Linked DNA regions of Mus musculus: region 2 is linked to region 1. A link is a loop called in an ENCODE intact Hi-C map of the cell type or tissue named here. Cell type or tissue: heart. All regions are shown on one strand. Each heading gives the region's core, and the rest is flanking DNA. Links, peaks and the distances in the headings are about the cores only.

What was found. Peaks named below come from ENCODE experiments on the same cell type or tissue, not always from the same donor. Only the 100,000 strongest peaks of a DNase experiment are listed, where the experiment ranks them.
Region 2: it touches region 1 in a loop (3.0-fold over the local background); 6 of 42 quality-filtered maps call a loop at or near these places.

What each region holds. Positions count from the first base shown.
Region 1 is chr9:70,250,797-70,266,715 of GRCm38, forward strand. All of the region lies in intron 1 of Myo1e (myosin IE), which reads left to right. Among named protein-coding and RNA genes, the nearest start is that of Gm26849, 16 kb to the left of the region's middle. In heart, for the core only: no CTCF peak of the experiment used is centred there; DNase peaks (open chromatin) are centred at 7,225, 9,805 and 11,123; H3K4me3 peaks cover 827 bases; H3K27ac peaks cover 1,344 bases.
Region 2 is chr9:70,317,631-70,333,549 of GRCm38, forward strand. Myo1e (myosin IE) reads left to right here. Exons shown (of 28, transcript NM_181072.3): 6 at 2,439-2,528; 7 at 4,762-4,893; 8 at 7,203-7,337; 9 at 9,514-9,646. Among named protein-coding and RNA genes, the nearest start is that of Gm40531, 27 kb to the left of the region's middle. In heart, for the core only: a CTCF peak has its summit at 6,919 (motif pointing left); DNase peaks (open chromatin) are centred at 8,781 and 10,731; H3K27ac peaks cover 325 bases.

The DNA of each region.
Region 1 (15,919 bases), core at 4,966-12,965:
GTCTCAGAATCACCACAAACCAATTGCACTAGCACGCACGTCTTGAGCCTCAGATGCCTCAGTGTAAAATCTATTTCAAATGGCCCCCATATGTGTATGAGTAACTCCTGGGTTGTAGTTTGTCATGAGAAAGTTTGAGTTCCACAAAATTCAGCAGCAGAAAAACAAAACAAAACAAAACAAAACAAAACAAAACGAGATTGGCCTTGAAATCAGAGTGGAAGGAGAGAAACCACCTGAAAAGATGTCCTCTGACCTTCTCACGTGTGCTGTGTGTATGTATATGTATATGTGTGTGTGTATGTATGTATGTATTATATGTATTAAAAACACTGAGGGTTTAGGGGAAGGGTGTTTTCCTGGCATGTGAAAAGGTCCCATTTCCCCAGAGATACTATGTGAAAGTGTCTCAGAAGTCACCCCATAGTGCAACATTCTATGTAAAAGTGTCTCTCTCAGGAGTGACCCCATAATACAACCTTCTTCCTATGTGAAAATACAACACTCTATGTAAAAGTGTCTCAGGAGTGACCCCATAGTGCAACAGTCTATGTAAAAGTGTCTCAGGAGTGACCCTGAGTTCAATATTCTTTCCTTTCCAAGGCTTCCGTTTTCTCACTGCCCTCTCTACCACTGCTTAAAATAGTTAAGACACATCCTTACCTTTTTGAGGTTTTTATTCTGTGCTTTTATACACGCTCTCATGTTGCTCAGACTGCCCTGGAATACTATGTAGCCAAGGATGACCTTAAACTCCCAATCTTTCCTCCACTCACCAAGTATTGTGACTTCAGGTGTTTGCTAATATACCCATCTTATGCAACCCTGGGAAGGGAAGCCAGGGTTCTGGGTATGGTAGGTGAGCACTAGACCTACTGACCCACATCCTCAGCCCATCACAGTTGCTTTCCTAAGTCAGTAGAAGAGGAAACTGGAGCACAGAGAAAGACTGGCCGTGTGGGCTGTCTGAGTATGCACAGAAAGTAGGTGAGAGAGACCATGCCAGATCCTCTGCAGCCCGGCGCCGGCTACTTCTACACTACTGATTCCAGCAGTGTGTCTGTCTCTCCACTCCAGGGAGGCTGAGGCGGAAAGGTCACAGAGACCTCGGTCAGATTTAGCCAGGTTTGCAGAGCCGGTTGGATGGCTGAAGGCCTCCCTGTCTGACGCTTGCCCCAGTCCGTCTGGGTGTGACCCAACCATTTTGGTGTCTGTCAGGTTCCATATCCACGGGAGTAATTAAGCCATTTTAGTAATTTCATGTGGTGCAGAAAGTCCCAAGCCACAAATACCATCCCCAGTTCCTACTTTTAAACTTCCAAGGAGCTTCCTGCTCCCTCCTCCCTGCAGTTCATCTAAAGTTCTTCTGTTTTCTCTTTCTGAATGCATGGGCTGGATGGAAAGCCCTGGTTTACTTAACGAGGGACTCTGGGGCCAACTCACATGAGAGGACAGCCAGCCTTTGTTTGACAAGAGTGGGAACAGTGAAGTAAGGGCCCACACACTCAAAAGAAAAGCGCAAAAACCACCCGACACGGACCTTCTCCCTACTGTGTGGAAATACATGCTCCATCTCCACAGTGGTCCCTGACAAGTGACAGGGTGACAAGGGAAGTTTCTGTGCCTGTATTCCTATTCCAGCTTCGGTTCCCAGCACCTGTATGATGACTCACAACCATTTGTAACTCCAGTTTCAAGGGATCTGATGCCCTCTTCTGACTTTTTTTTATTAGATATTTTCTTCATTTACATTTCAAATGCTATCCTGAAGGTCCCCTACCCACCCACTCCTACTTCTTGGCCCTGGCGTTCCCCTGTACTGGGACATATAAAGTTTGCAAGACCAAGGAGCCTTTCTTCCCAATGATGGCCGATTAGGCCATCTTCTGCTACATATGCAGCTAGAGACATGAGCTCTGAGGGTACTCGTTAGTTCATATTGTTGTTCCACCTATCAGGTTGCAGACCCCCCTCTTCTGACTTCTGTGGGCACCAGGCCTATGTGTAGTGCACAGACATGTAAAATGTTCACATAAAATAAATATCTAATGTATCAAACATGTATAATATATGTATGTATATATATTACTACGTTTTTACAATAGAGTGTGTGTACACATTTCACTCTGCATCAGAGCTACATGGATGAATTGACCAGGTTGCTTCGCCTAAACCCTATCTTTCTTTAAGGTGTGGGACCCATGACTCTCCATCTCTAGCAAGGTTGCAGAAGCCTCATGTGAACTATGATGATCAAGATTGGTGCTTAACTACCAAGGGTCTATAATTCAGGGGTAGAGAATCTGTCTAGCATGGCAGACATCCTGGGTTCAATCCCCACCACTCCAGAAACAAAAGAACTAAAGAAGAACTAGGCTGCCAGGGCTGTTTCCCAGCAGTGATGGGGGAACCCTTCTGCTGTTGGAAAGTCCCCTCTCCTCCATCTGGCTGAGTAAGTCATCTGCATCTTCCGGGCTCACACCAGGTCCCCATCTCTCACAGAACCTTTCCTGAGCTGTCAGCAGAGCTCTTCTCCCTCCTCTGAACTCTTTCCATTTTTCAACTAGACCTTAGAATTGAATCTGTTGTCTTGTGTTATGTGTAGAGTGATATATGCCAGTACTTTCCCCAACTATGAGGCACTGACTTGATAATGAAAACAAACCTGTCTTATCAGGCCCCAACAAGACACAATGAGCTGGAAGCTGAAAATATTCAGGAACAAGAACGCATCTGTACCGAACATGTGTAGACATTTTCCTCATCTCCGTTCCCTAGATGATACAGACAGCAGCTAAATACATTTATGCTGTGATGAGCAGTGATAGTGACCTGGAGGTGATTTCCGGTATTTAACAGGGTGTGCACAGGTTATATACAAACAGTACATCTTTTATATTAAGGATGTTGGTATCCTCCAGGTCCTGTAATGATCCCCCTGAAGGAACAGTGTGGCTTATTGCATGTGTTGTCTCTCTGAACCAAGCACAAGATGAAGGGTGTTGTAGATAAATCAGTAATGGAGTGGGTGAAGATTCAGGGTGAGTAGTTTGTGCTCCTGTCTCATCAACAGCCATTCTCAGCCGCTATGGGGAGCCTGGAGCCCTCACACACCAAGTTTCTGCTTCTGCTGTGATAAACTCTGACATTTTCTGAAGTCATGGATGGAGCCCACTCATGACTTTGGTAGTGGACACTCAGGTCCACTCTCGGGCGTTTCTGTGCACACTGTTTGCTGTGCATGACAATTGGTCTCTGGATCGCAAGGTCCGTGTGCAAGGAGCTAAGCGTGGGGAGTTTAGGGAGAAGGTTGGCTGGGCCTGTGAAGGCCTTGCGTGGTATACAAGGGGTTTGGACTCTGGGTGGGAAGGTGTTTAACAAATGACAACTGGGCTTGTTTTGTTGAAATAGTCTGGAGACCCTGGCTTTGAATAGAATGGAAGCCATACAAACTTCAAAAGGAAGTTCAGAAATTTTGATTGGAAGTCTGTTTCTCTGTTTCTCTTTCTCTCTTTCTCTCTTTCTCTCCCTCCCTCCCCCATCCCCCTCTTTCTTCCTCCCCCTAACCCTTCCTTCTCTCTCCCCTTCCCCCTCTGTGCACTATTATGAATCAGTGCCAGTGTCCATATGCCAGGGTACACATGAAGACGTCAGAGGATGTGACGGCTAATTATTTTAAATCACTTCAACCATTTTTGAATGTTTGCTTTTTTTATTTTATGTGTGTGGGTATTTCGCCTACATGGGTGTCTGTGCACCATGTGGGAGCAGTGTCCTTGGAGGCTAGGCCATTGGTTTCCTTGGAACTGGAGTTACAGATGGTTGTTAGCTTCCATGTAGATGCTGGGAATCAAACCCAGGACCGCATTAGACTGGACACGAGAATGCGTGGCATTTTCTTGATTGTTGATTGATGCGGGAGAGCCTAGCTCACTGAGGACGGTGCCAACCATAGGCAAGTGGGCCAGGGCTACCTAACAGAGGTGACTGACTGAGTCTGAGATCAGGCCTGGAAGCTGCAGTCTGCCCTGGTCTCTGCTTCACTCCTGGCCTCTAGGTCCCTGCCTTGGCTTCCTCTTTCCTCCCTGAGTTGCCTTGGTCATGGTAATCTCTCACAGGAACAGGAAAAGTACATAGGACAGAAGACAAGCTCCATGTCAGCATTCACCTTCACCTGCTTTGAAGTAGGTCTCCAGATTGCTAACTCTAAGGACTGGGTGAAGGCCCCTGGAGAATGGAAGCAGACCTCAAAGCTGAAGGTGCCAGGGAAACAGAGTCACGAGACAGAGGCAGAGAGGCCAAGGCCCTGTCTTTCCCACACTGGCTGATCCCCCCAGATGCCGTTGTCCATCACTAGGGCCTCCAGTGTTTCCTCTAAAAGAAAACAACTCTACTGTGCCTCACCCTCCCAGGACCTCAGGCACTCACACAGCTGCTGGAGGTCTGGGCCAAAATCCCCTACTCCATTGTTGCTGGAGGTGCCTGAGCCTGGCCACTGCCCAGGCCGTCCTGGGAGCTTCCTTGGACGTGGTTTCAGTTTGCTGTTAGAAAGCAGTAGCCTACATTTTTGGCTGATGGTCTTCAGCTTGCCTCCTCCTCCTCTGTCTCTGGATTAATTGCTTTTCTCATTGCTGTGAGAAAATACAGGGCAAAAGCAACCTTAGGAAGAAAGAATCCTTGGCTGATGGTGGGAGGGAACAGTCCATGGTGGAGAGTTTGAGGCAACCAGTCATGTTTCATCCAATAGAGGGAGGTGGACGCTCTGCTAGGCTCACTTTCTCCCCAGCCCGTGACATGGGACTACCTATATCTAGGGTGAGTCTTCTCATCGAATCTAGAACAGTCCTCCCAGCCACAACCACTGCTCCATGTACATCTATAAAGAGTGATTCCATATCTAGTCCAGTTGGCAGTCAAGATTAACCAGCACCTCCATGTTTTCTCCTTCTTCCTGCAGGGAATTCCTTGCCCCCCATCTCTCTCTACTGGCTTCCACCCCACTCTCCATAGAGAGGCTTAGCCCCAGGCTGCAAGGGTAAAGTCCAGGCCGCAGGAGAGCAAAGGTCCCTCCCTCTGTAGAGTTGTCTATGTTGTTTTGGATGAGTGACACCACGAAGAACAGATGACCCTTCTGTCTGTTGTATATGGCAAGGAAATGCTTTGTAAAGTGCAAATGGTGTTGCAAATGGAAGGCACATGCTGAAGCAAAGGCCAAAAAAAAAAAACATTAAAAAAAAAAAAAAGCTTTTTTATGCCGGGCGTGGTGGTGCACACCTTTAATCCCAGCACTTGGGAGGCAGAGACAGGTGAATTTCTGAGTTCGAGGCCAGCCTGGTCTACAGAGTGAGTTCCAGGACAGCCAGGGGAACACAGAGAAACCCTGTCTCAGAAAAAAAAAAAAAAAAAAAAAAAAAAAAAAGCTTTCTTACAAATTAAGCATTTTGCACCCTTCGAGGGAACAGCCCATCATGGCGGGGAAATCACACATCTAACTTTCGAGGTTCTGCCGACCTGTGCAACAACCCTATGCTTTCTTTCTTCCACCTACAGATGCAGCTATTTCATGGGAGGCCAAGAAGGAATGACTTGATGAAGCACTGAGGTTAAACATGATTGCATCATGGTGTTTCTGTCTTTCCTTGTGTGCCTATGTGTACAGGCAAGAGAATAACCTCAGAGGCCATTCCTTGGGCATTTTGTTTTGTATTTTTTAGACAGGATCTTTCACTAGGCAGGTTACAGTGGCTGGCTAGCAGGCTCCAGGGCACCTGTCTCAGCCTCCCCAGTGCGGAGATTATAATCTCAAGACTTCACGCCTAACTTTTATCTCACTTGAGCTCTGGGGAATTGAACTCAGGTCCTCAAGATTACAGGCAAGCGTGTTGTACACTGAGCCGTGTTTGTTGCCTATTTTAGTGTGATAGCGGGATCTTGCTAAGATGTTTAGATTGGTCTCAGGCCTGAGAGGGCTGCTCCTCACCCCACCCCACCCCACCCTGCCCTCAACTCCCCAGTGTTGGGATTGTACATTTTCACTATCATGCTTGGCTAAGTCTTTAAGTGCTCCTCAAAACAGACATTTCTTTAGTCTCACTTTGGGGCCCTGTCAGTGAGCTCTGGGCTCTTAGGAAAGCATCAAACAAGATGGCAAAAACTAAGCCAGGCCTGCAATCCCATCACCAAGTTGAGTGAAGTAGGAGGATTGGGAGTTCCAGGCCACCTTGGGCAACATAACAAAACTCAGTCTCTTCAAATAATACATTTACTGGAATTACCGACCCAATGCAAAACATGGTAGGCAAAGATTTGGGGAAGCCAGACTCTGCAGGAGGGCCTGGGGGTTCCACGTTTAACCAGGAAGCTTCATCCTGAGGAATTGGGAGTCTGTTGATGGTTATAGTGCGCTGTGTGTTTCTCTCTCTCCCACTTGACATTCCGGGTACCCTCAGTTGGTGTCTGGATCTCTGAATTCATGTGGATCCAGGCTGATTCCCGTTTCCTGCCCTGCCACCTTAGGGTGTGGCTCCTTTCTTTATGGACCCATGGCAGAGCTCAGGTCACCACCCTCTAATTTTCAGCAAGGGAGGAGAAAGGAGGTCTGTCCACGACCTTCCCTACGTGAGACGCCCTGCAACTCTGGACACACCTCCCCAGTTAAAACACTGGGACCACACCTAGGTGCTTGGGAGTCTGAGAAAGGTGGTGTTTTGTTTTGTTTTGTTTTGTTTTGTTTTGTTTTGAATTCCAGCCTTCAGGTGCTCCTAGCTGAGCTAGAGAGCAAATGACTCAAGGAAAGGAAGTACAAAACTCGGGTCAACCTCCTTGAGCCCACGAGCCATCAGAGCAGGGGGAGGGCAGTCTAAAGAGAGGAAGAGCTAGTCACAGCAAGAAGACTTGTGACTCAAGGCTTGTGTCACTGGGAGCCTGAGGGCAGTTTAGACCTGATTGTGTTTTGGGTTTCATGAAGCAGAGGTCTCAATTAAATTGTTACAGGATGATTCTCCTCAACTCTTGTCTTTAGAAGTAAAGGGGAGGACGTCCTGAACCAGTGACAGGGCCAGCCTACCGTGCTGCTCAAGCTGGCCTGGTTCTCACAGAACACAGGCCTCAGGCAAGGTCACTCTGAAGCCCCAGCCGAGGAAGACAGAGGAAGGCCATTTATCATTTTGTCTAAGCAAGGACGAAACCAAGTTTCCTGTAGATGCCACAGCGCACCAGGAAGGTTCTCATGTGTCAGATGGGCGGGGCCCCTGCTTCTTCCCACGGATTGGCTCTCTTTCCTCTTTGCCAGCTCTTGTAGTCATAGAAACGCTGTGTTCTCTGACATCGCAGACCTAGTGCAAATACTACTTTCGGAGACCCTCTGCCCAGACCTCCCAACCCAAACTCTACAGGAGGAGGGTTGGCTGTGCCTGGGGAGGTCTCCCCTGTGCAGTGCACAGCAGCCTAAAGCTCAGCCAGGCACCTGTGGGCTCCTGGAGTTCTTTGCTGGGAAGATGCTTTGTGCTAGAGGAGGTTTGATTCTATTCTCTAAGTTTGGATTCATTTGGAGACCTCCTCGTCAGCTTGGCTCAGTTTCTTTGCCTCTGAACATTTCAATTTCCTGACCTGTAAATTGATATAGTTGAATAATGATATGACTTGCATCATGATCTCAACAAAAATAGGAAGAATGAACAACAAAAGGAATGAAAGTCCCCTCCCGCCCCCCCCCCCAACCTGGGATGGAGCCCAGGACCTCACAATCCATTCTTTATAAAAAGTATTAATATTTTGTGTATGTGAGTATATATGTATGAGTGTGTAAGAATGTATGTATGAGAGAGAGGGTGTGTGTCTCTATGTGTGTGCGTGCGCACATGTGCTCACACATGCAGGCATGAGTACCACTGTGCATATGGAGGTCAGGCCAGCTTTCAGGATCCTGCAACTCTCCTTCCACCTTGGTGAGGCAGCCCTCTCTTGTTTCTTGATTGGATGCTTCTGGTCATTCTCCTGTGTCCTTCCCCACCTCCCATCTTACCATAGGAGCACTCGGATGACATATGTGTACCGCTGTGGCTGGCTTTCTTTGTGTCGGGTCTGGAGATAGAGCATGGGTCGATAGGATTGTGTAGCAAGTGCTTGCCCCCTGAGCCATCTTGCCAGCCCCCACACATATTTCTAAGCTTTGGGAGTGTTGGGAGCCTAGCAGTTGATCCTTGGCTGTATCTGCTCAGGAAGCTGCAGAGGGCAGTCTCAGCAGAACCTACCAGAAAATTGCTCTAAAACCCAGGGTCATATCCATCTGGATGGAGGCAAATGTCACTGCTGATTCATTTTGTACCATCTAAATAGAAGAGAGCTGTTTCCCCCAACATCCCTTATGAAGGTTCTGTTGCGCCTCAGTGTTCTGAAGGGAAACTCTAGAACCAAGGCATTGTGCAGCCCTGGTCATCCCCAGCAGCCTTCACCCTAGTGTTCCAGGGAGGAGGAAAGGGACAGCAGTAACTCCTCTAGCCGCCCACCTGGGACGGGGCAGAAGGGCAAGTTCAAGGTCACACCCAGGCTTTAGTTTAAGCCTCTTCTCTTTGCCAGGTCTTGGAGGAATTGGGAATTTAGCCAAAACAAAGCTGCTTCAAATACCCAAGGAAAGTGTCTGTTACTGACTTAATATCCCAGCACCCAAGAGAAGCCTTCTTAATTACCCATCACAGCCTCGGAGTCCAGGAAGGAAGGGTTGCACGCACGCTTTCACCTAGACCTTCCAGTGATAAGATCCATGCTAAGCCAACCAGGGAATAAGGTCTTCTCAAAGAAGGCTAGCTTTCAGTACTGCCAGGAATAGGATGATTACTACCTGCTCCGGGAAGGCTGGGGTGCCATTTCCCGGGCAGGCAGACCTGAGAAAGTTAACTGGTGGCCATAAATTGCTGCATTACAGTTAATCTATTTACAGGTGCTTAGATGTAGATAAAAATGTCAGTGTCTGAATCTCTCCCTACCTCACACACTCGAGAGGATAGATACTTCTAGGGTGAGCAAACATGAGCTCGTGTGCAGTTAGCTAAGGAAGAGTTTAAGATAAAGTCCTGAGGATTGACAGGCCGGCCCTGCTAAATTTTGATTTAAAAAAAATAGATAGCTCCTTCTCCAAAGAAGCTGTTTTTCTCCCTCTGAAGCTGACCTTACTATGTAGGTACCTTCTTAGAGATGACCCTCGAGCCTCTTAGGAATGTCTGCCAGAATTCTTCAAAACCCATTTTCCAGACTGAGATGGGAAATTTGGTAATTTCCGGGTTTTTATTTTTAGCAATTTATTCTTAGTTACTCATATATGTGTGTGAGTGTGCACTCACTCATGGGCCCTGACACATTATTGCAGGTGCCCTTGAAAGCCAGAAGATGCCAGATCCCCTGGAGCTGGCTCAGGAGCCATCCAACATGGATGCTAAGAACCAAACTCAAGTCCTTTGGGAAGAGCAGCAAGTGCTCCTAACCTCAGAGCCACCTGGGAATTTCTTTTAAAATTAAAACATTGGAAGATTGCTGTCTGGAAGGTGCGCTCAGGTGTTTCACATCAGCAGAGCAGCACATGGTCGCCCGCCTTCCTTCAACTCCCCTTTCTAGCATTTGGGCCACTTCCAGGTTTCAAAGTGTGACAACATGGGGACTTCAGAGCCACTTCCTCTTATGACTAAACCCGTGAGTGTGGGAGCTGGGGAAGTGGGGAAGTGGAAGGGTGGATGGCGCCCAGAGAAGTTGGTGGTGAGTGTGGATGGTTCTGAGTTTGCACTGGGATCCTTGTTGGATTAGGCATCTGTGGCCTTCAGTGAGCACCAGGCAGGCAGTGTCTAGGGAACAGGAAACCCCTCTCCACCCACAGCCTTTGTCCAGGGACTGGTTAAGCCGGACACACCGGTTGATTTGCCTAGAAGGCATTCAGGAGGACTAAAGAGGCCAGGATATTTAACACTGGACGCTTTTCCTGATGTTGCCTTCCTTAGCAAGTGGCTAATTGGTCTCTAGAAAAACTGCTGTTTTAGTGCTCAGTACGAAGATCTTACGTTACATTACAGCTTTCCAGGTTCCAGGCAGGATATTTAAAACCCCCTGTGGTCAGAGGAAGATGTTATATCTCACATCAAATGTCACCGTTGTTTGCAGCTGGGCATTGAAGTTTTGGAAGAAAACTGTTAGAGTAAGAAAAAAAAGTTTGTTAGAGAAAATTTAGTCAGCTTGATTTAAATGGAATGAATGAAGAAAAAAAGCCACAGGAATTAGGGAGAGCGCTCTCTAAACAGGGTCATCAAGTTAGGGTTTACCTGTCTGGGAAGATCACTGGTGTGTGTGTAGACTCGCAACTTCTCAGCTTACGTGGCAACCCAGAGTACTATTTCACAGCTTGGTGTGAATTACGTCTGTATTCTCTTTCCTGACTAAGTCACTAGCTCCTTGCGGTGTTTTTATATTGTGAAAGAATTGAATCTCGTGTTAACAAACCACAATGGGACTGTAAATGCGGATTTAAGTAATTAATTTGTGAACATCTGTGTCTTAAAACAAACAAACAAACCGAAAAACAAAACCTTATATCCCCAGGGCCTATTAGAGTATCCAGCACAAGTTTGATGCCTGGGTTAAAGGACGGGTTATTTGAATGGGTAGGAAAACCAGGCTGTGGTTAATGGGAAAGATTGAAAGAGCGTGCACAGCCGTCATTAAAGAATGCTGCCGTGCCATTGCTGTTTGTGTTTTTGAGTCCTGAGGAATTTGAGGTAGCAGTTCCCTGTGGGAACGTGAGTGGCTGGAATACACACCTGGGGAGAGAACTTTCTAGTATGGCTTAGGGACAAGTGTTGGCCCCCTTGTTGGCTCTTGCTTTATTCTCATCCCCGGATCCCCACGTGACTTTAAGCAACCCATTTCCAGAAGGCTTCTTCCACCTCCACATTTTAAATAGGTAGGTGTTGAAAGGCTTGGTAGCTGAGGCAGAGAGGAACTGGGTGGAGGAAGGGTGGACTTCCAATGAATGACTAGCTATCTACTGCCATGCATGTAACAGCTTTGCATATTGTCTGAGCTGATTTCCTCTCAGTCTTTGGACAGTGCTGTCTGGCATTAAGACACAGCTTGAGTCATAGCTCTGGTTTTCAGCTTCTAAAGCGTCTTGTTCCCGCCCTGTGGAGGTGGAAGACAGCCTTGCAGATGAACAGCATATCTCTCGGTCCAGCATCCTTGCCCTCCCTGGGACCCAGCAGTCTGTGAGGAAATCAGCTACCATGGCACCGGGAAGCCCAGATAAATGGTACTTAGCCCTTGTCTGTCTGCACAATTCTGGGCCTAGGAGGAATGCATTCCTCCAAAACGGGAACCAACTGGTTTTAAGTTTTAATCTTATTAAAAGCCAGTAAATCTTTAAGGTATAGGAAATTTATGTAGCCTCCAAGTATCTCCCCATACGTACACTTGTCAGTGACAACAGAAAAAAAGTTCTAAATTATTCCTCAAGAAAACAGGCTTGGACATAGACAGGTTCATAGGATGAACACTGTTAGTACCCCCTAATGTTACATGATGCCCTGAGAAGGACACCCATTTGCTTGTCTAGAATTCCAGCCCAAATCACAAGAACTGAATCTAATTATGAGCAAACATCAGACAAACCAAACAGGGAGGGGAATTCTCTAAAATAATTGGCTTGAATTCTTTTAAAAATGTCAACAATCATAAAAGACAAAGGAAAGCTGTTACAAATGAAAGGAGATGAAAGAGGTCTGACAATGAAATGTAACGCATTACTAATCCGGAACTAGGGGCAGAAAGACCGCTGGGAGAGACACCATTAGTACCATTAGTGTCTCTGGAGAGGCACAAAAGAAATTGCATCTGTGTTTCTTCCTGACCTTCTGTTATAAGAAAGCACCCTATTTAGGAGGGTATATATTGTAGGTAAGGATCAGGGGTCATAATGTGTCCGTCCTCTTTTTATATTTTTGAGCTGGGAGCTTAGCCTTTAAAGGTTAAGTCATCTCTTTGAGCCCCAGTCCCCTTCCTAAATGCTTCTGGAGGAATCCTGGCAGAGAGTGGGAAGAAGAAAGCAGGGTTGCAAATGGATGGAGTGTAAGGAGTTTTTAATGTATTTTTTTGTAACTTTTTGTAGCTAAAAATTGTATCAAAACAAAACCCCTATATCTTCTTTATCCTGCCTTTAAAAACCAACAAGGAGGGAAAAGGAGGGAGGGAGGGAGGGAGGGAGGGAGGGAGGGAGGGAGGGAGGGAGGAAGGAAGGGAGGGAGGGAGGGAGGACTGGCCAGCTATCTTTACTGTCCTGGGATGCATCCATCTACAACCAGAGAGAAGAGATCTCCATTCCCTTGTTGTCCTGCAACCCCCTCCCAAGTCCAGTCAACCCAGCTGGTGGCTGCTGATCCATTTGGAGGGCAGTTGGGTCCAGGGAGAGAAGTGCACGGTGCCAGAGACTGGCTCAACTCTGCCCTGCAGAGGCAAGAATCCTCTCCATAGAAGTTATGGTGGCCGCACATTGAGGTCAGTAGGAAAACAGTCCACTTGCCGTATTGAACACAGTGATGAGTGAATGGCGAAGAATGTTCCCCAGTGAAGGGAATGGCCTGGGAACCCTGCATTCGGTTCTAAAGATCCTTGTGAGGCCCGGTGTGGAAAACAGGAAACAGCAGTTAAAACGGGAAATCGCTTTGGGCTGAATTACTGTAATCCTTCATTTTACTTAGAAGCTGGCATGGACCCTTCATCCACAGCGGGATGCCTCTGGCCTCTCTGTGCCCTGATAATTTTGCCCTTTCACTAGGGTGGAACATTACCAAGCCCAGGGGCATTTAGGCTGGAATTGCTACCTTTAAGTGTGCTTAGAAATTGGGATCTTATAGGGCTGTTTGTTTTCTCCCGGCTCTGGGATGAAAAAAAGCAGCCTCAGCAGCTCTGCTAGTTTGGGTCCCCTCCTCCTGCCCTCTCTTGTTTTCTGGTAGGCGAGGTTGAGCACACACAGAGACTTACAGCCCAGCCTAATAATAACCCCACAGTAAGCAACATGGCTATTATCAGGCTAGGCAGCTAAACAGAGGTACATCCCCCAAAGCCGGTGACAACACCATGCAGGGTTGCGTGGTGGGTTGCTTGCTGAGTGAGACTCTGGCGACAGTGGCTTGAGCCTTTCTTCCCTTTGGAAGGAGGGTGGTTTTTCTGTGTGACCTGGACTGCACCCTCTGATGGAGATTCCATCTCGGCCGCCTGCTTCCTGTCTCCTGTGCCAAGCACTCAGCCCAGCCTTCCTGGCCCTCCTTGATGGCTTCTATTTTTCCTATTTAACCCCGACTCTGATCTCTTTCACACAAATCCCATCTTCTAGCCTAGCTGTTCTGTTTAAGGGGTTCTTGGAAGACAGGTCCAGTCAAACGCAAGTGAGGTGATTATTTGTTTCTTTTCTGAGCCTCCCTCTCGTTCTTTCCCTCTCAGTGGTATCTGTTTCTGTCTTTTCCCCTCTTCGGTGATTAAACTTATTTGGGATCTTAAACTCAAATCTGATCTCCCAGCAACCCACTGGGATGATTCAACCTTAGTGATTCTTTTTTCAATCATGAATTCATTGGACACACATTTACAAAGCTGTTTATGTGCTTGGCTCTTTGTTAGAATATGCCAGGCACAGGGTTGAGGCAAAGTCAGCTTCAAATGGCTTCCGATGGTAGAGAGAAAGAGGTATAAATAAACTGAGTATGATGTAGGAATAGAAAGGAGAAGATTCCTTGGAGTCTGTGGCTGGTGAAGAGGCGGCGTGCGCCTTAGGTCCTCACAGACTAGATAGAGACACAGAACATTCACTCTGGGTAGCAGTATTATGACCAGGGGCAGACTTTCCAGAGACTATCAGCTAGGCTAGTGGCAAGAACCTGGGGTGCTGGTGAGGGAGCTGGGCTTTGCATGTGAATTTCACTGCATAATCGTAAAGGCATCTTATCCTAGAGGCTGAGACACTGCTGTATGGGGTCTAGGCAAGACAGGAGGACACAGGGACCTTAGAAAGTCCACGTGCCTCCCTGAATTTGAAAAGTGGAGTAGAGAGGCAAACCAGGCTAGCATTCCCAGGATAGATAGGTGCACTCTATTAGCCAAAGGAATTAATTTCCAAGTTCAGCTAGCAAGTGTTTCAGTAGGGCAGTTAGGCAACAAGCATCACCACTCTGTTCATATGCTTTTCATATTTGGAACAAGAAGCAGGGAGATTGCAGGGAGATGAAGGACTAATGGACACTGGGTGCAAATTCACTCCATTTCCATAGGGCGAGGCACCTGCATTTGATGCAACAGATGCAAACATCTAAGTGACTCCTAAGAGGCAGGGTCGTTCTATAGAATCCATGCATCTCAAATGTCACTATGGTTGTCAGTTTGACATAATCAGGGGCAACTGATAAAAATCTGTACATGATTAGCAGATGCATGATTGACCAATGAAAAGAATTGATGGTTTGAGGCTCTGTAGACAGGTCAGACTTCTGCTTAGTCAGGTGCAAACATGACTTCTCCTGTTTGTGATTCACTCCACTCCTCCTCTTTCTCCTTCTCCTCCTCTCCCTCCTCCCTCTTCTTTTTCTATTTATCTACTATTTATCTATTTGTTTGTTTCAAGACAGGGATTCTCTATGTAGCCCTGGCTGTTCTGGAACTCACTCTGTAGTACCATGCTGGCCTTGAACTTAGGGATCTGCTTGCCTCTGCCTCCCAAGTGCTGGGATTAAAGGGCTGTGCTGCTACCACCCAGTGATTCTTTTAAAAAAAATACACTTATTGTATTCCTTTTAAGAAGGGAGGGACAGGTGGTGCACATGCTACAGAGCATGTGCAGAGGTCAAAGGACAACCTGGAGGGGGTTGGTTCTCTTGTTCCATCTTTTGGTTCCAGGAATGGAACTCCGGCTAGACGCCAAGTGCCTTTGCCCACTGAGCCATCTTGCTGGCCCAGATGCAATAACTGCCGAGGGTTTTCTATGCCTGCTTGGAATTCTCTGTGATGTGACTGAGTTGGCGTCAGAGGCTGGATAGTTCATATCGCTTGCATGTTACTACAGACTTTCAGTTTCAGCAGTGAGCAGCAATGAGATAGTCTGTGCTCTGTGTGGGGAGGAGGTATTTCTGCTGGAAATCTGGAATCAGCTTTTGAACTCAATCTCTGCTTCCCATCTCCTTTATCACCTTCTGATTTTCAGGCTTATTTTATGTTTTTTTCCCCCATCTGACATCATTTTTTTTTTCTTTTTGTGGTTTTCTGAAACAAGGTTTCTCTGTGTAGCCCTGGCTGTCTTGGAACTTGGCTTTGTAGACCAGGCCTTGAACACAGAGATCCATCTGCCTCTGCCTCCTGAGTGCTGCTGGGATTAAAGATGTGATTCCCCCACTGCCAGGCCACTTTGTGTCTGGGTGGGAGACGCACAGGGGTGTGGAAGCCAGAGATCAGTCTCAGGAATGCTTCTGGGTTTTAACTTTTTCTCTTTTTTGAAATTGCATTTATTTATTTGTGTATGTGAAAGTACATGTGTGTCGGTGAGAGAACAGTTGTTCTCTTTTTCTACTTTTCAAGTTCTGGGGATTGAACTAAGGTCATTAGCATTGGCAGGAAGCACTTTTACCTAGTGGGCCATCTCACAGGACTTCCACTTTGTTGGGTGTCTTAGTTAGGGTTTTACTGCTGTGAACAGACAGCATGACCAAGACAAGTCTTATAAAAAAAACAACATTTAATTGGGGCTGGCTTACAGGTTCAGAGGTTCAGTCCATTATCATCAAGGTGGGTGCATGACAGTATCCAGGTAGGCATGGCACAGGCAGAGCTGAGAGTTCTCCGTCTTCATTCAAAGGCTGCTAGTGGAAGACTGACTTCCAGTCAACTAGGGTGAGGGTATTAA
Region 2 (15,919 bases), core at 2,904-10,903, 65 kb after region 1:
TTCATTTTTAAGATGGCTATCTTACTAAGTTGCCAAAGGATAGCCTTAAACTTCTGAACTTCCTATCTCTACCTCAGGTTTTAGGAATGCATCACCACACCCAGGTTATTTGGTGCTAGGGATGGAACCCATCCTAGGCAGGGCCCTAGGATGCTGGGTAAGCACTTTTCCAGCTGAGCTGTAGTCTGAACCCCACTTAAGGGCTGAAGTTGATCTCTTGAGGTGAGCTTGCAGCTCAGCGTTAGGAAGCTTCTCTGGCTGGGCATGAGTCCTTCCCTAGTGTGCACAAAGCCCCAGATTTTATCCCCAACATAAGCTAAATGTAGTGATTACACGAATGTATTCTAGCACTGGGAAATGGAGCAGACAAATAAAGAATTCAGGGTAGTGTGGTTGAGGCCAGTCTGGGCTATATGAGACTGTCTTTTAAAAATTAATAAAAGGGAAGAAAGCAAGAATGCATGTCTGCCATGCCTGAATCAGTTATCCTGAGTTTGTTTAATCCCAGCAATTCAGTAGATTAATAACAACAACAATAATAATATACGGCTATTCTTTTTAAGGAAAGGGCTTCAAGATCTTTTCTTTCTGGCTCCCTGAGAGAAACTTGAGTATCATTTCTAGTTTGCAAACAGAAGATTAAAAGGAATAGCAAAGATTCACGAATTCCAAATTTACTTTATAATGAAATATAACATTTATGTACAGCCCCTGGGTTGTAAAGGAGAGAGGCAGCTTAGGTGTGGCGCTACGTCTGATTGGATGAAGACAATCACCAGAGTCTGCCTCTGTGCTCGTAGCTATCACTGCCTCTGTGGAACAGAATGCACCCTCAAGCCTTGTGCCAGTCTCTCTGCTGGGATGTTCATTCAAGGGTACCATAGGAGTATATGGCTTGTTCCCATAGTCAGTTTTAGTACCTTCGTCTAGTCCCATTCGCTATGTCCGATGACCCAGTGGCCAAGCTGCAGACGGTTAATGTTGATTTTTCTCTTCCTGTTTTCCTTTGAGGACATTGATCCAGAACTCTTGGCTTCAAATTAGTCAGTAGCTCAAGAGCACAAGCCAGGAGACTTGTTATTTCTGGAACACATTTAGCCATAGCATGTGAATAATTAGACATACAAGGAGTGAGTCACTGTCCAAAGGCCTCTCTGCAGCACTGGCCCCATCAGCTGAGAGGCCTCGTGCCTGTGATGTGTTTTGCACACTTGTAAGTCTGGCACAGGCCTGGAGTGTTCACACTAAATTATTCTCCTGTTGTTGGCTGGTAGCTGTGTCACATGATCTGGCGTTGCTCCTGGCTGCCCTGAGTGTGAATTCATGCTAGAAGATGCAGTAATGTGGGGCAGCAGCATTAAGGGAGTTGGTTCATTCTTTCTACCCTGTGGGTCCTGAGACTCAGCCTTGGCTGCTGCAAAGCTCCCTGGGAACTGCGTTGCTTTGAAATGCAGATTCCTGAGCCCTGCTCCAGACCTACCAAACCTACCTCTGCATTTTAGCAAGACACACCGTCACCCCCCACAGTTAAAGTTGGAGACACACAAGATCATGTTTCATAGATGTTTGGAAAGGAGAAGATGGTTGGTTGCCATCTCGATGATAAGTCTTGCCTCTGCTGTTGCAAAAGAAACAGTTGGGGGGGATGCAACGGAGAATGCAAGATGCAAAGAGGCTTCCTCATGCTTCTCTTTCTTCTTCTCTGTGATCACCAAGGCACCCAGATGTGCAGGAGGGAGTCACAGCAGGGAGAATGGAAACCCAATCCCGGACTGTGTAGATTCTGGGTTCCTGGTAACATCTCAGCTTTGGGATCCTGTTTCCGGACCGAGAGGGGTTGGGAAACCTGGTTATACAAGTACGCTTAGGTCTGTGGCAGTGCAAGAATAAATCATAATCAGGAGCAGTAGCTCCGTTGGTTGTGTACTTGACTAGCAGGCACAAAGCCCTGCCTTTGACTCCCCCTAAGTCCCAGCACGGCATAAACCACATGTGGTGGCACGTGCCTGTAGTCTCAGTTCTTGGGAAGTGGAGGCAGGAAGATCTAGGGTTCAAAGTCACCTTCAGCTACATATCAGGTTTGACACTAGCCTGAGCCACATGTCAATCTGTTTCAAAAAAAAAACAGCTGGGCATCGGGATGTGCATCTTTAATCCCAGAACTTGGAAGACAGGGACAGATCTATCTCTCTGAGTTTAAGGCTAGCCTGCTCTACACAGTGAGATCCAGGCTGAATAGGGCTACAGTGTAAAATCCTGTCTCAATAAAACAAGGCAAAAATCAAAATGAATTTTCCAGAAATGCCCCAGGACACATACATGACTGGATCCTCTTACCTTTTAACATCCAGAAAGTGGGACTTTGGGGAAAGTTGACTTTGACATCGTGTGCTAAGCATCCATTATTTTCCTAACCCCCCTCTTGTCTACCGCCATAGCATGTGAAGGACATCATCCTTCAATCCAACCCGCTCCTGGAGGCCTTCGGAAACGCCAAGACAGTGCGCAACAACAACTCCAGCCGATTTGTGAGTGTCCTGATTCCATGCTGGGGAGCGTTTCCCGTATCCTGAGAAACAGGCTTTTCTATCTCTCTTTACTCTTCTAAGCAGAAATTATTTTTGTGCTTTGGACATAAACAAAACAGTTTCAGAAATGGCTCCTCCCTGGAGTTACTTCAGTAAGGAAACCTACAGTTGATGAAGGGGGTTGCCCTGGTCCTAGGGAGGTGTGCAGGCTACCTGGAGGACAGAAGGGGGAAGATTAGGGCAAGCCTGAGGTCCAGGCCTGCTTGAGGGGACTTGTTCCGTGGAGCTGGGTCTGCAGGGAGCACACTTGGACTGAGGGAGCACCTGGGACAGACTCTTCCTCCCCTAGGCCTCTGCCTGCCTCTCCTCCAGATTTCTGAATTTGCTTGCTGAATGCTCATAGAATGAAGAGCCACTGGTCCTGGTGCCTCCTGACTCCATGCACCCAGGCTTAGGACAAGGTCATCCTTGCAGCTCTGTGAATGCCTTTCTTAAATGTCTCTGACTAAAAGTCTTGGCAGTGGGGTACTGAAATGTGACCACTCGAAAAGGCCAAAGGTGTATTACCAAACCAAAACCAAATGCCTATAGATTTAGTGTCCTATTTCGACCATACAGCCTGTCTGGCACCCAGACGAGCCATCTGTGAGGCTGACAGTGGGCTGCTTCAAGATGAATAGTGGGTGGGACTTTCAAAGAAAAAAACAGTTTCTTTTTCACTTAAAAAAAAAAAAGCATTTACACTGGGCAGTGAGTGGTGGTATGCTTTTAATCCCAGCACTCAGCAGCAGGCAGAACTCTGTGAGTTCGAGGCCAGCCTGGTCTACAGAGGAAGTTCCAGGACAGCCAGGGCTACATGGAGACTCCCTATCTTAAAAAAACAAAAACAAAGAACAAAAAACAAAAACCCAAAACAGAAAAAACATTTCATCCTTTTTCTTTTGAGGCAACACCCCCCCATAGCCCAGGCTAGCCTTAAATTCTCTATGTAGCCTAGGATGACCTGTCTCTGCCTCATGCCCTGAGATCACCAATGTATACTACCAGGTTGACTTTAGCTTTTATTCAGAAAGGAAGGTTTTATTTCCAAGAGAAGTCTCCCTATGGTCCCAGACAGTTATAGTTGAGTTTGCTGATGCCTGTCTGTGAGACCTGCTTCACGCTCCCCATTGTCTGGGGGAAATCCAGTTTATTTTCTTGCTTTTTCTTCTAAGTGGTTTTTTTTTTTTTTTCAGCTCAGTACTTGGGATGTTTTATTCTGACCTTTCTAGATACTGACAGAAGAAAGACACTGCGAATGAACTTTCCACATGACCTTTCTGCCTCTAATTATCATTCTTAACCTGCCTTGCAAAAATAGACATGTCAACTGTAACCCTTTAGCTGCCCACCCACACCCTTCTTCCTAAAACAGCAGGAAAACATCGTTATGACTTCCTTTGCCTTTTCCTGTGATAAGGTGTTTTGTTTTGTTTTTTTTTTTTTATTCTGAGAGGATAACTCAGTTGATCTTTAGACATAGTAAGGGCCCAGCATTTATAATCATATAACCCTAATGGAAAGGGGGGAAGGATAGGTTTTCTCTGTGTTATGCTCAATGACATCAAAGGGGCTCTCTCTCTCTCTCTCTCCCTCTCTCTCTCTCTCTCCCTCTCTCTCTCTCTCTCTCTCTCTGTGTGTGTGTGTGTGTGTGTGTGTGTGTATGTGTGTGCCATGCTTGGTAGCATCAAATGATAATCTCACTAATTATTTAAAAAATATAAGTCTAAAGCCATATGCCGTTTTCTGTATTTTAGATAGGCAAGCATTACAGAGAATGATAACCAAGATGCCACTGGCTGAAGACTGATACATCCTTCTAGATAGAAGAACAGTGTGGCAACCTTGGTGCTATGTAGCTTCCTGTCCTGTTCTTCAGACAAACACAGACGGGGAGAGAATGAATGAGGAATGTAGTCTCCTTATTTAGTCTGGCCATAGGGATTGAGCCTCTGAATGCAAAACCGTGGGACTGGCAAACTTTCCAGTATTGTTTGTTATAATCATGGGACTGCCAAGCTTTCCGGTATTGTTTGCCACCAGGAAAGTAAATAAGGCTAGCTCAGGGCTGGGGATAATCCAGAATGTCTTCCATTAATGAATTTCCTTGAATTATACCCTGTATTCAAAGTCTGTTTGGAGCACTGTGTTTTTGGTTACCGGATGATAAAGGAAATTGCTAATTTTCTTGCAGGGAAAATACTTTGAAATCCAGTTCAGTCCAGGTGGGGAACCAGATGGTGGCAAGATCTCCAACTTCCTTCTGGAAAAGTCCAGAGTGGTGATGCGGAACCCGGGGGAACGGAGCTTCCACATATTCTACCAGGTTTTCCTCCATAGCTTTTCCTTCTCCGTATTAAAAAACAAGACTGGGAGGCCAGCGAGGTGGCTCAGAGGAAACAGGCACCTGGAGCCAACGCTGAGTCCGATTCCTGGGACCGCGTGGCAAAAGAACCAATTCCCAAAGGCTGGCCTCTGATCTCCAACCGGAAAGGAGAGTGATCACGTGATCGGTTTTTACCTCACCCCTCAGGTTTATTCAGTAATCGAACCAGCCCAGAAAGGTTTCTCTGTGCTCTGTGCAAGTGTACAGAAGGGACATGAGAATGTCCCTGTCCCCAAGGAGGGTTGAGTTCTAATTAGGATAAATTGCTGACAAACTTCAAAACAGAAGTGGGAGTGTTTGTTTGATTATTTGCCAAATAGGAATTTGTGTGGGAAGAGTTAGAGCCCAGGAAGGCAGGGAAGACTAAGCAAGGGAGCACCCTAGGCAGAGATGGGAGGAGGGGGTGAGCCAGGAAGTCAGGTGATAGGAACAAAGTGTCCAGGGCAGATACCTGCAACCAGTACACTATTAGATGAGCGTGTTCCCTCGGGCTCGGGATCCCCAGAGCAAGTCCAGCCTGCCTCTACCCAGACCCTCAGAACCCAGGCTGAGTCTGGGTCAAGGTGCCTTTAAAAAAAATGGTTTTGTTTCTTTTTTTTTAGATTTATTTATTTTATGTGTGTAAGTGTTTTACCTGCATGTAATGTCTGTGTTCCACATGTATGCCTAATGTCCGTGGAATTCATAAGAGTGTCAGATACCCTTGAACTGGAGTTAAAGATGGTTGGGAGGCACCATGTGGATGCTGGGATCTGAACCCAGGAGTTCTACAAGAGCAGTCAGTGCTCTTAACCACAGAGCCATCTCTTCAGCCCAAGATGCTTTTAAGTTATGTTTCAGGCTTTAGCAATCATCAGTTCAGTTGTTAGTTGTTTGTTGTTGTTGTTGCCCAATACTGGAGAGTTAGCCCATAGCCTCCCATGTGCTGGGTAAGCATTCTACCACAGAGACATTTCCTCTGTCCTCTTTTCACTTCTTTCATTTAGAGACAGTCTCTAAGTTACCTGGCTGGCCTTGAACTCACTTGGTAGCCCAGGCAAGCCTCCTACCTTAGCCTCCAAGTAGCTGAGATCACAGGCGGGTTCCTCTAGATCTAGCCAATTTGGCTACTTAGGAAAATGTTCCTAGGTATATAGAAATGGAATCCACAGCAAGAAACGCCCAGGAGGGGTTTCTCTTTGGCTTGGTTTTGTTCAGGCATTTCTAGATTAATTTATGGAAGATGCTTACAGTGATGGCAACCAATTCCTTCAGTACCTGCTTGTTGGAAAGTGCACAGATGACAAGGCTTCTGGGAGATTAGTGATACCTATATTCACAAAGAGTGCTCGCCTAACATGCACAAAACCCCAGGGCCAAGCCCCAGCCCAGACTACACTGGGCACTGTGGTTGTTTTAGCTACTTTGCTGTTGCTGAGGTAAAACACCATGACCAAGGCAGCTTATGGAAGAAAGATTTTATTTGTATTTACAGTTCAGAGGGTTAGAGTCCTGGGTCGGGACCACATGGCCACAGGTGGCAGGTATGGTGGCTAAGAGCTCTCATCTCCAGCTGTAAGCCCGAAGCAAACCAAGGATAGTCAGTAGATCAGGAGGTTTCTGAACACCAGAGAAAGGATGCATGGCCACTCTGAACTCCACATCCTGGGATGAGAAGTGTAGAAGAGCTAAGGCGAGCAGGAATCCTGTGGCTGTGGTCTATTTTATATTCTACCTTCCCATAGGGTCATAAATACAGTTCTCTTACTGATAGGAAGAAAGCCTGATCGCTCTCAGGCTTTATCAGAGTTAGGAACTGGATGTTGGAGATGGATGGATGGATGGATGGATGGATGGATGGATGGGTAGTTAAGTCCTCTTCTAGAGAACCACATTCAGGTCCCAGAACCCACACGGTACCCACATGGTACTCACCTTCATTTATCTATAACTCAGTTTCAGGGGACCTGATGCCCTCTTCTGGCCTCCACAGGCACTAGGTGTGGATGTGGTGCACATACATAGATCAGGCCACAGCTATTCACATTAAAACAACAAAAGCTGGGGCTTGCAGACTGATCTAGGGCTAAGGTACCTAAGCCCAAGATATTATTTATAAACATCCTTGGGATCTGGAGGCTAGGATCACGAGATTTTTTGATTACGAGCTTAGAGAGTTATCCCCACCTGGGCTTGGGGATGGTGGTCCCAGAACCACAGGGTGGCTTGTAGACCATGTCCTGACCACATCCTGTGTGCTCTCGTGGCAGCTCATTGAGGGTGCCTCTCCAGAGCAGAAGCAAAGCCTTGGCATCACCAGCATGGACTACTATTACTACCTGAGCCTCTCGGGGTCCTACAAGGTGGATGACATTGATGACAAGCGGGATTTCCAGGAAACCCTGGTAAGTGTGGGTCCAAGGCTGGCCTGTCTCCTCTCCCCTGCCTCAGTCTCAACTGATGCAAAGGACAGTAAAGATCAACAAAGCAGATAGCAGTGTAACCTGCCCCCTCAGCTACTGTAAACATTTCTGAAAACCTGTGTTCAGCACCTTGGAGAGCCATGCGCGCACACACACACACACACACACACACACCACTTTTTCCTGAGAAGCACGTAATGGTTTGAGATGAGTAAAAAGCAAATTCATCAATAGCCTCCAGCAGGAGTGTTCTGATAAACAGGCTAAAATGATTGAGGGGGTGGGTTTAGCCTGCTTGTTTGCTGAGCAGCCAATTCTTGGAGAGCTAGCTCTTCCTTAGAAAGGCCACAGCCACTTTATGGTCTTAGTTGAACATCAGCAGTGTTTGGGGCTGGAAAGATGGCTGGGCAGGAAGAGTGCTTGCAGTTCTTGCAGAGAACCCCCGTTCAGTTTCCAGCACCCACACCTGGCAGCTCACACCGCCAGGGGATCTAATATTCTTTTCTGAGATCTGTGGGTACCTGCAGGCGTGTAGCATGCACGCACACAGATACACAAAGGCAAATTTTTCTAAATAAATCTAAATAGGTTTTGGTCAGGTGTAGTGGTGGCACATTCCTTTAACCCCTTCTAGGACAGCCAGAGCTACATAGTGAGACCCTGTCTTATAAAACGGAGCAAGCAAACAAACAAACAAAACCCAGAGAAATAAAACACAAAGAAAAGTTCAAAAACACTTTTTGAGTTCTGTTTGTTTCATCTCCTTCTCTTTCCTCATTCTGAGTTTTGAGGTCAGAAGACAAGCATTGTGCTCACACCGCGCTGGTCACACCATGTGCATGCTACAGTCATGGTTACAGCATTTGGGTTTGGAGGGTTTATGACCTGCGTGGGATAATCTAAATCTTCCACCCTAGAGCAGTCTGGAGGTAGACCTGTCTTCCACTTATCCTTCAAAGTCTGCACTGACATGGTCGTTTCAGTCAACAACAAGCTCAGGCCTGTTCATCCACTGAGAACTGAGGGCCCCAGAATGAGCAGCAGAGGATCAGTGTGGGGGAGCTGGTGTTGCCCAGCAGTGTCAGGACGTTAAGACAGATGAGTGCTAGGTCCCAAGGCTGCTCAGCCGCAGCCTTAAGGAACAGGGAAAAAAAAACTGTGGACGAAGGGTACAGCACCGACCCAGGGAGGAGCTCTCTCAAGTTACAGAAATCCAAAACTTAGCCATTTTAATTTACTGGACTCAGAAACTTGGCCTTTAAATGGTCTGTAGGTCCTGAAGATTTTGAAAGATGTTTTTGCTGATAAAATCTATCCCTCTCCCTCCCCCACAAGGGAGAAGATGACATAAGACCTCCTGGACTGCTTGGAAATGGAGAGGGAGTGTCCTTGGGGAGGGTTGGCAGCCAGAACATACACGGGACAGGACAGACCTGGAAGATTGTGCCTGGGCTCCTGTCCCCTGAGTGTCTTTCCTCTTAGAGGTCCTCTAAGGTCTAGGGTGTTCCTAGAGAGCACGGTGTATTTAAAAACAGACTCTCCGTTCCAGCAGGGCTTCTAAGAGCATATGCAGGCTAGGGGGATGGTTCCAGCAGCAAAGTGCTTGCCACATAAGCTTGAGGCCCTGAGTTTTATTCCCAAAACCCATGGCGAGGAGGTGGGGGGGAGGAGGGGGAAGAGAAGGAGGGAGGAAGAAGAAAAGGAGGAGGAGGGCATACATGACAGCATACACTGTAATCCCTGCTCAGGGGAGGCAGAGCCAGGAGGATCCCTGGGACTTGTCGATCATCTAGTCTAGCCAAATCAGAGAGCTTCATATCAATGAGATATCATCATATTTCAAATAAATAAGCATGGAAATCAAATGAGGAAGACACACCTAACATCACCCCTGACCTCTACATACTCGTGCACCTATGTACACATAAGCATGTACATACACTCATGCACACATGTACACACATGTACACACACACACATACACACACACACACACTCAGAGTGAGTGACTACCCAGCTCACTGATCACCTTGTTTGATGGAGACTTCTCGTCATTGTTGCAGGCTAAGCTACACACTAGCTGTAGAGCCCACTCTGTGCCTTGTCTGTCACCTGCTCACGCAGCGAGCCACTGGATTCACTGTTCCCTCTTTTCCAGCACGCCATGAATGTGATTGGAATCTTCTCGGAAGAGCAGACTCTCGTGTTGCAGATTGTGGCTGGAATTCTCCACTTGGGAAACATCAGCTTCAAAGAAGTGGGCAACTATGCCGCCGTGGAGAGTGAAGAATGTACGTAGCTCTGCTCGGGCTGTGGAGTGAGGGGAGTGAGTGGTTACCCCGAAGCCATGCAAGACCTACTTACCCCTTTGATTGGCCTAGATTGCTAGTGAGGTGCATGGGTAAGAAATGAAAAGTCATGTGTCCTAAAGAGCAAAATGGCTTCAGGAGAGAGTGGATCTCTTTCATGCACCTGTCCTTCCTCCCCTCCCCTCCCCTCCCTCCCCTCCCCTCCCCTCTCCTGTTTTGTCTCATCTCCCCTTCTCTCCCTCTCTCTACCCCCCCCTTTACCTCTTCCTCTCCTGTATGTTTTTTCTCTCTCCCCCTCCCCCTCTTCTCCTCTTCCCTCCCTCACCTCCACATCCTACACCATGCATGACTTGAAAAATTGTTTCTATGTGTTACTAACCTTGGAGACACCTGGCAGAATTGAACCTTGAATTAAACATGCCCTATAAACTAGAATAGTAAACATCTAGCTTATTATTATTAATTTAGTGTTGGGGTGTACACATTGAACACATGTGCCATGACATCTATATGGAGGTCAGAGGACAACTTACAGGAATCGGTTCTCTCTTCTGCCACGTGTGTCCCAAGAATGGAAATCAAATCATCCGGCCATCAGAGCCCACTGAGCCATCACAGGGCTCTTCATCTAGTTTCAAAGATGAAGGCACCCTCTAACTATGAGAGGAGTAGCCTCTTCATGATGGGTCCCTTGGTGGCACTCTTTCCTCTACCTGGCCTTTATAATGAATAGGTACCTGAATGTCCTGACAGGCAAGGGACAGGAAGCATGGTGTGGAATGCTCATAGATTTGCAGTTTCTTCCATGGGTCTGATTTAGATTAGATTATTTTGGACACAGAGAAATGAACTTTGACCGTTGGGTTGGCGATAGTCCTGGTGACTGCATCTATCTCAGCCACATCCTTGAGACCCAAATGGTCATTTTTATTCTTTCAGAGGAAAGTATAACCTTACAGTATCCTTCCTACAGTAAGTTCCACTGGTCCCCTCTGCCTGTGATCTATTGCAAACCCTATAGCATATGACCCCAATCTTCCAGGCATCGGTGGCACTCCAGGCCATTCTGAGAACACACACCCACTTGAGCCACCCAGGAAGGCATTTTCCCCTCTCAGCATTCTTGGGGGATAATTTTAGACGCTGGGTAATAAATAGTATCCCACTCATTGCTGACAGGGCAGTGGGGAGATTTCCATTCCAAATAAGGATCCTTTTTTATGTTTTCCTTCTCTTTTCTCATAAAAGAGGGAAGTTCTGCTAACATCTGACGTCTATCTTTATCTGATAAAGACAAATTATATTTAACAAGGGAGGGTCCAGAAGACAATAAAAATGCAGAGTGTACATGAGGCTTAGGAGTGTGACCTAATCAAAATGGTAACTGCCTTGTAGGCTCCCTGAACTTCACCCTAAAGAGCAAAGTGGCCTTGACACGAAACAAATGCACCTGTGTGCCCACAAGGCTGCATCACATTAGCGGTTCTGGTATGATGGTGGTGTCTATGGAAGGAGACAGTATTTCTCTACCCCCTTGAGAAGTAAAACCCTCACTGCCTCCTAGTACTTGAGTGCCAGTTCAAGACCCTGACCCAGCAAATTTGTTCCTGGATCCTTCAGCCAACCAGGAGCTCACTGAGCCTCTCCTGGCACACATGAAAGGCTTGTGAATCTAGCAACTGCTTGTGAAATTCCCTGAGGAACGGGGATGGTACAGTGGAGGTCAGAGGAGGCTGAGCTATGAGCTAAGTAGGTTTAACAGACAAGCACACAGCCCTAGCTATCATTTCTTCTCAGTTCTGGGTTGTTCATTTAGCCATCTAGTAACATGGTCAACTGGGTGCCTGTTTGTGCCTTTGCCAGCAGCTGCCTCCCCTCCCCAGGGCTCGCCAGGGTTCCCAGAGATGAGAGTTGCAGAGTTACCATTTGTACATTCTTTCTCCTGCCTTCAGACTATAGGGAGAGTTTCTATCACCATGTTCTACAGTCACTTTTCCAGGCAGCATTGTATCTGGGAGACTATTCTGTACCCATTTCTTTTTTATAGCTACAAAATATCCTACTGCTTGGCTATACTTTGGGTTATTCAACTGTTATCATCTGTTGCTAAGGATTAAGATGTTTTCTGGGGTGTGTAGCTCAGTTGGTACCCAACATTTATAAAACCTTGGGTTTGATCCCCATCACCACATAGACAGGACAGGGCGGAGCACCCCTGTAATTCCAGCACTCAGGTATAAGCAGCATGAATAAATAGCCTTGGTTTATTCCATCTTTCTTATGTCCGAGTATATCTTTGGGATAAATTTATCAAAAGATAGCAGCTTTTCCTGGATGTTGAAGGAGATGGCTAAAATCCTGTTTAAACTAGCCCACTAAGGCAAGCCAGATGTCTGTTTGACCTGAGACTAATGGGAGCACAGAATTTTCTTTATTTTGTTGGAAAGCCAATCAAACGTTAACTGAGACACATGTGTACTTTTCCATAGCAAGATAGTAAAACCATGTCCTTTGACTCAACGAGTATAACCTGAATGTGATTAAATATGAAACTCAAGAACTTTGTTGAGTAAAAACATACTACTTTATTTTTTTATTAGATATTTTCTTCATTTACATTTCAAATGCAATTCCCAGTGCCCCCTATACCCTCCCCCTGCCCTGCTTCCCAACCCACCCACTCCGGCTTCCTGTACTGGTGCATATGATCTTTGCAAGACCTCTCCTCCCATTGATGGCCGACTAGGCCATCCTCTGCTACATATGCAACTAGAGTCACAAGCTCTAGTACTGGTTAGTTCATATTGTTGTTCCTCCTATAGGGTTGCAGACCCCCTTTAGCTCCTTGGGTGGTTTCTCTAGCTCCTTCATTAGGGGCCCTGTGTTCCATCCAATAGATGACTGTGTATCTATTTCTGTGTATCCACTTCTGTATTTGCCAGGCACTGGCATAGCCTCACAAGAGAGAGCTATATCAGGGTCCTGTCAGCAAAATCTTTCTGGCATATGCAGTAGTGTCTGGGTTTGGTGGGGTCCCCGGGTGGGGTAGGGTGGGATAGTCTCTAGATGGTCCTTCCATCTCAGCTCCAAACTTTGTCTCTGTAACTCCTTCCATGGGTATTTTGTTCCCCATTCTAAGAAGGAGCGAAGTATCCACACTTTGGTCTTCCTTCTTCTAAAAATGGAAGTAAAACAATGAAGAAAACCCAAAGAGAGACAACATACTACTTTAAAACCACGGAGGAGTTAAAGTGCACACAGCACTGCAGCCCTCCCTTTGGTAAACAGGTTAGAAAGCATCACCAAAACCTGATAAAATCATACTCATTGTCTCTTGGCCTTCCCCCTCGTAGCCCAGGCTGCCTCAACTTGACACGTAGCCCAGGCTGCCTCAACTTGACACGTAGCCAAGGCTGACATTGAACTTCTGATTTTCTGTGTACACTTCCCAAGTGGCAATGTTACAGTGTATCATTGTTACAGAAAACAATATACCTTCTCCGTGAGCAATTACTCCACAGCTTAGAGGTGAAGCAAGGAAGGCTTTTTACTTAATTGCCTGGCCAAGTGAGGCTAACATCCACATAACAGTCACCCTTGAACAGAAGATTTTCTGACATCTATGCACCTTAGGCTCATGCATTCCACAGACATTGCCATCTTTAAGTCTCTTCCTGGTCCAGCCCAGGTGATACTTCAAACAATCTGAACAGAGACAGGAAACTGAAAATTTGGCCACTAAGACAAATATGAGATTTAACCACCAAAGGGGCTGCATATCCCCAGGATTATTTTAAGGACTCCAAGAATGTTCCTTTTCGAGGGGTTGTTACCAGGGGTCATCTTGCCAACCTGGCAGAATTATGTTTTTCCTGATAAAAAGAGCACGGGGGATTTAGTGGCAGGTGAAGACCTAATAATGACTGTCACCCTGTGTTGCCCCCCTTGAGTGGTAAACCTTTGGGGATAGTTGTTAGAAGTCTCCTTGGTCATGTGAGTGGAGCCTAGTGCTGGTCAGTCCTGGTGAGTAAACATTGCACCCTAGCATCCTACGTCCTTCATCTCTAACTGGCCTGCTTAGCAGACTACTTATCTTTGGGGTATTTTGGAGTTTGTAGGCAGCACTCTTTTATCTAAGTCCTGGTGGTTTGATTTAATATCCCCTAAGCAAATACATTATTAGTCAATCCTTTATAACATCAATTTTATTACTTGGAGCTTTTTCTACATTAACTGTCTCACCCACTTTGTGTGATGCTGGGGTTGGGACCTGGGCTTTGTGCATGCTGAGGCAAGTTCTGTACTGAGCTACATCCTCAAACCTGCCACTTCTTTTAACTGTGTGAAGAGAGAACTTTATTTTTCTACATCCTTTTGACTTTTCTGTCCTCCTCATATCATATTCAAATCTAAGTAGGAAACTTATGTTGAATCTCTCATTGAACATTAAATCTTCCTTCACCAACTTAATGTGTTGAAATATTCTCCTACCACGTTCTTCCTGGTTTAGATGACTGAATAACTCCACTGGTCTTACGGCAACATTTACGATTAATCCTTGCCTCTTGCCTTTCCTTCCCCAAGCCTATGGGCCTCTGTGCTCAAGTTCTTCCCCGGCCTCGGCCCCACTCACACACCCTCATGGAAATTCACAGCCTGGAGGAAGTCAAGCTAAGCAAAACTATAATTTCAGCACCAGGGCAGCCGCAGAAGAAAATACGAGGCCATAAAACCTTGTGTTTGAAAAACATGGCATGGATTTGGTCCAAACCAAGTGCTGTATTTCCTCTCTAGTCTGCTTAGCTCTGTCCCTAAGCCTGTGGCTCGGGCTCTTGGCCACACTCCATGCCTTGTTTCTGGAGAGCCTGCAGCCCTCCACATCCACCATCTTCTATCGGAGAGCTACAAGATGCGGAAGGATAGCACATGTCCGGTCACTCCCTTCTGTCTGTTTTGTCTCAGAGGTCTCATCTCAGCCTTGTTTGGTTTTCTTAGCTAAGGCCATAAAGATAACAGCTTGAACTGTTTACAGACAGCTCATTCATTTCCACTCTTGGGATGGTTAAGGTTTGGGAAGAAGCACACATTTACAAAACAGACATGCTGGCTGACTATTCATTGTATCTGTGAAAAGCCCTAGTGAATATGTTCCTTTTTTTAATGGAATCTCAATAAAGAGCCCAGGGTGCATTTGACCCTGAAGGTTTCCTGCCTCAGTCTCATGAGTAACTGGAGTCCCGGTGTGCACACCACACTCAGCTACTGTAATTGTATGTGTGTGTATACAAGGGCACATGTGTGCATGTGGAGGCCAGAGGTCAACCTCAGGTGTTCCTCAGGATCCATCTTGTTTATTGAGGCAGGGTCTCTCACTGGGACCTGGGACTCCCCAGTTAGGCTAGGTTGGCTGACCAGAGAGCTCCAGGCAACTGCTTGTCTCTGGCTCTGCAGCTCTGAGATTACAAGTGTGCACCACCATCGCTGGCTTTTCTAGATGGGTTCTGGGGACTGAATTTAGGTCCTCATGCTTGCGTTGCAAGAACTTTACCACCTTGGCGTTTCCTCATCCCTTCTGTAAACTGTTGATGAAAGACCATGGCTCTAGTGAGATATGTCCTCCTTGATGTTGGCAGGAACGGCTTATTCAATATCTCATACTTGGTGAGTGTTTTCCTGGTCCCCACAACGCCAAGTGTCCAGTGTGATTTCTGGATATCTTCTCTCCTTACTTTGTACAAAAGAAGAATTTGCTTCTAGGAGATAACCATTGGGGGAAAAATCAAAGCCTGAGAGATAGATTTTTTATAAAATCGATGCTCAGGCTCTTTGTGAGAGCCTCGTTCGTGTGCAGAAGATATACCTTGTTCTGGTGTTGACTTTTTTTTTAAAAGACATGTTCATTGAATGACTCTAAGAAGTAAAGTGCTGAGACGTATCAATCAGTTAAATCCCAGCACTTTCTGCAATCTCAGTAGATCAGTCTTGATTGAGAGACGGGCAGTGTGTTCTCACTGTTAAAGGATCCTTTGGGGATCTTGTTTGGGTGTTGTTTGGTTGGTTGTTTGTTTGTTTGGTTGGTTGGTTTTGAGATGGAATCTCATTGTTTATTTAGCCCAGGTTGGCTTTGAAATCGTAATCCTCCTGCCTCGCCTTCTTAAGTATTGGAATGATTGGTGTGTGCCACAACAGTGATGTCATCCACAAGATCTTAACGTACTCCTTTCATCAGGAGTGAGAGAGAGAGAGAGAGAGAGA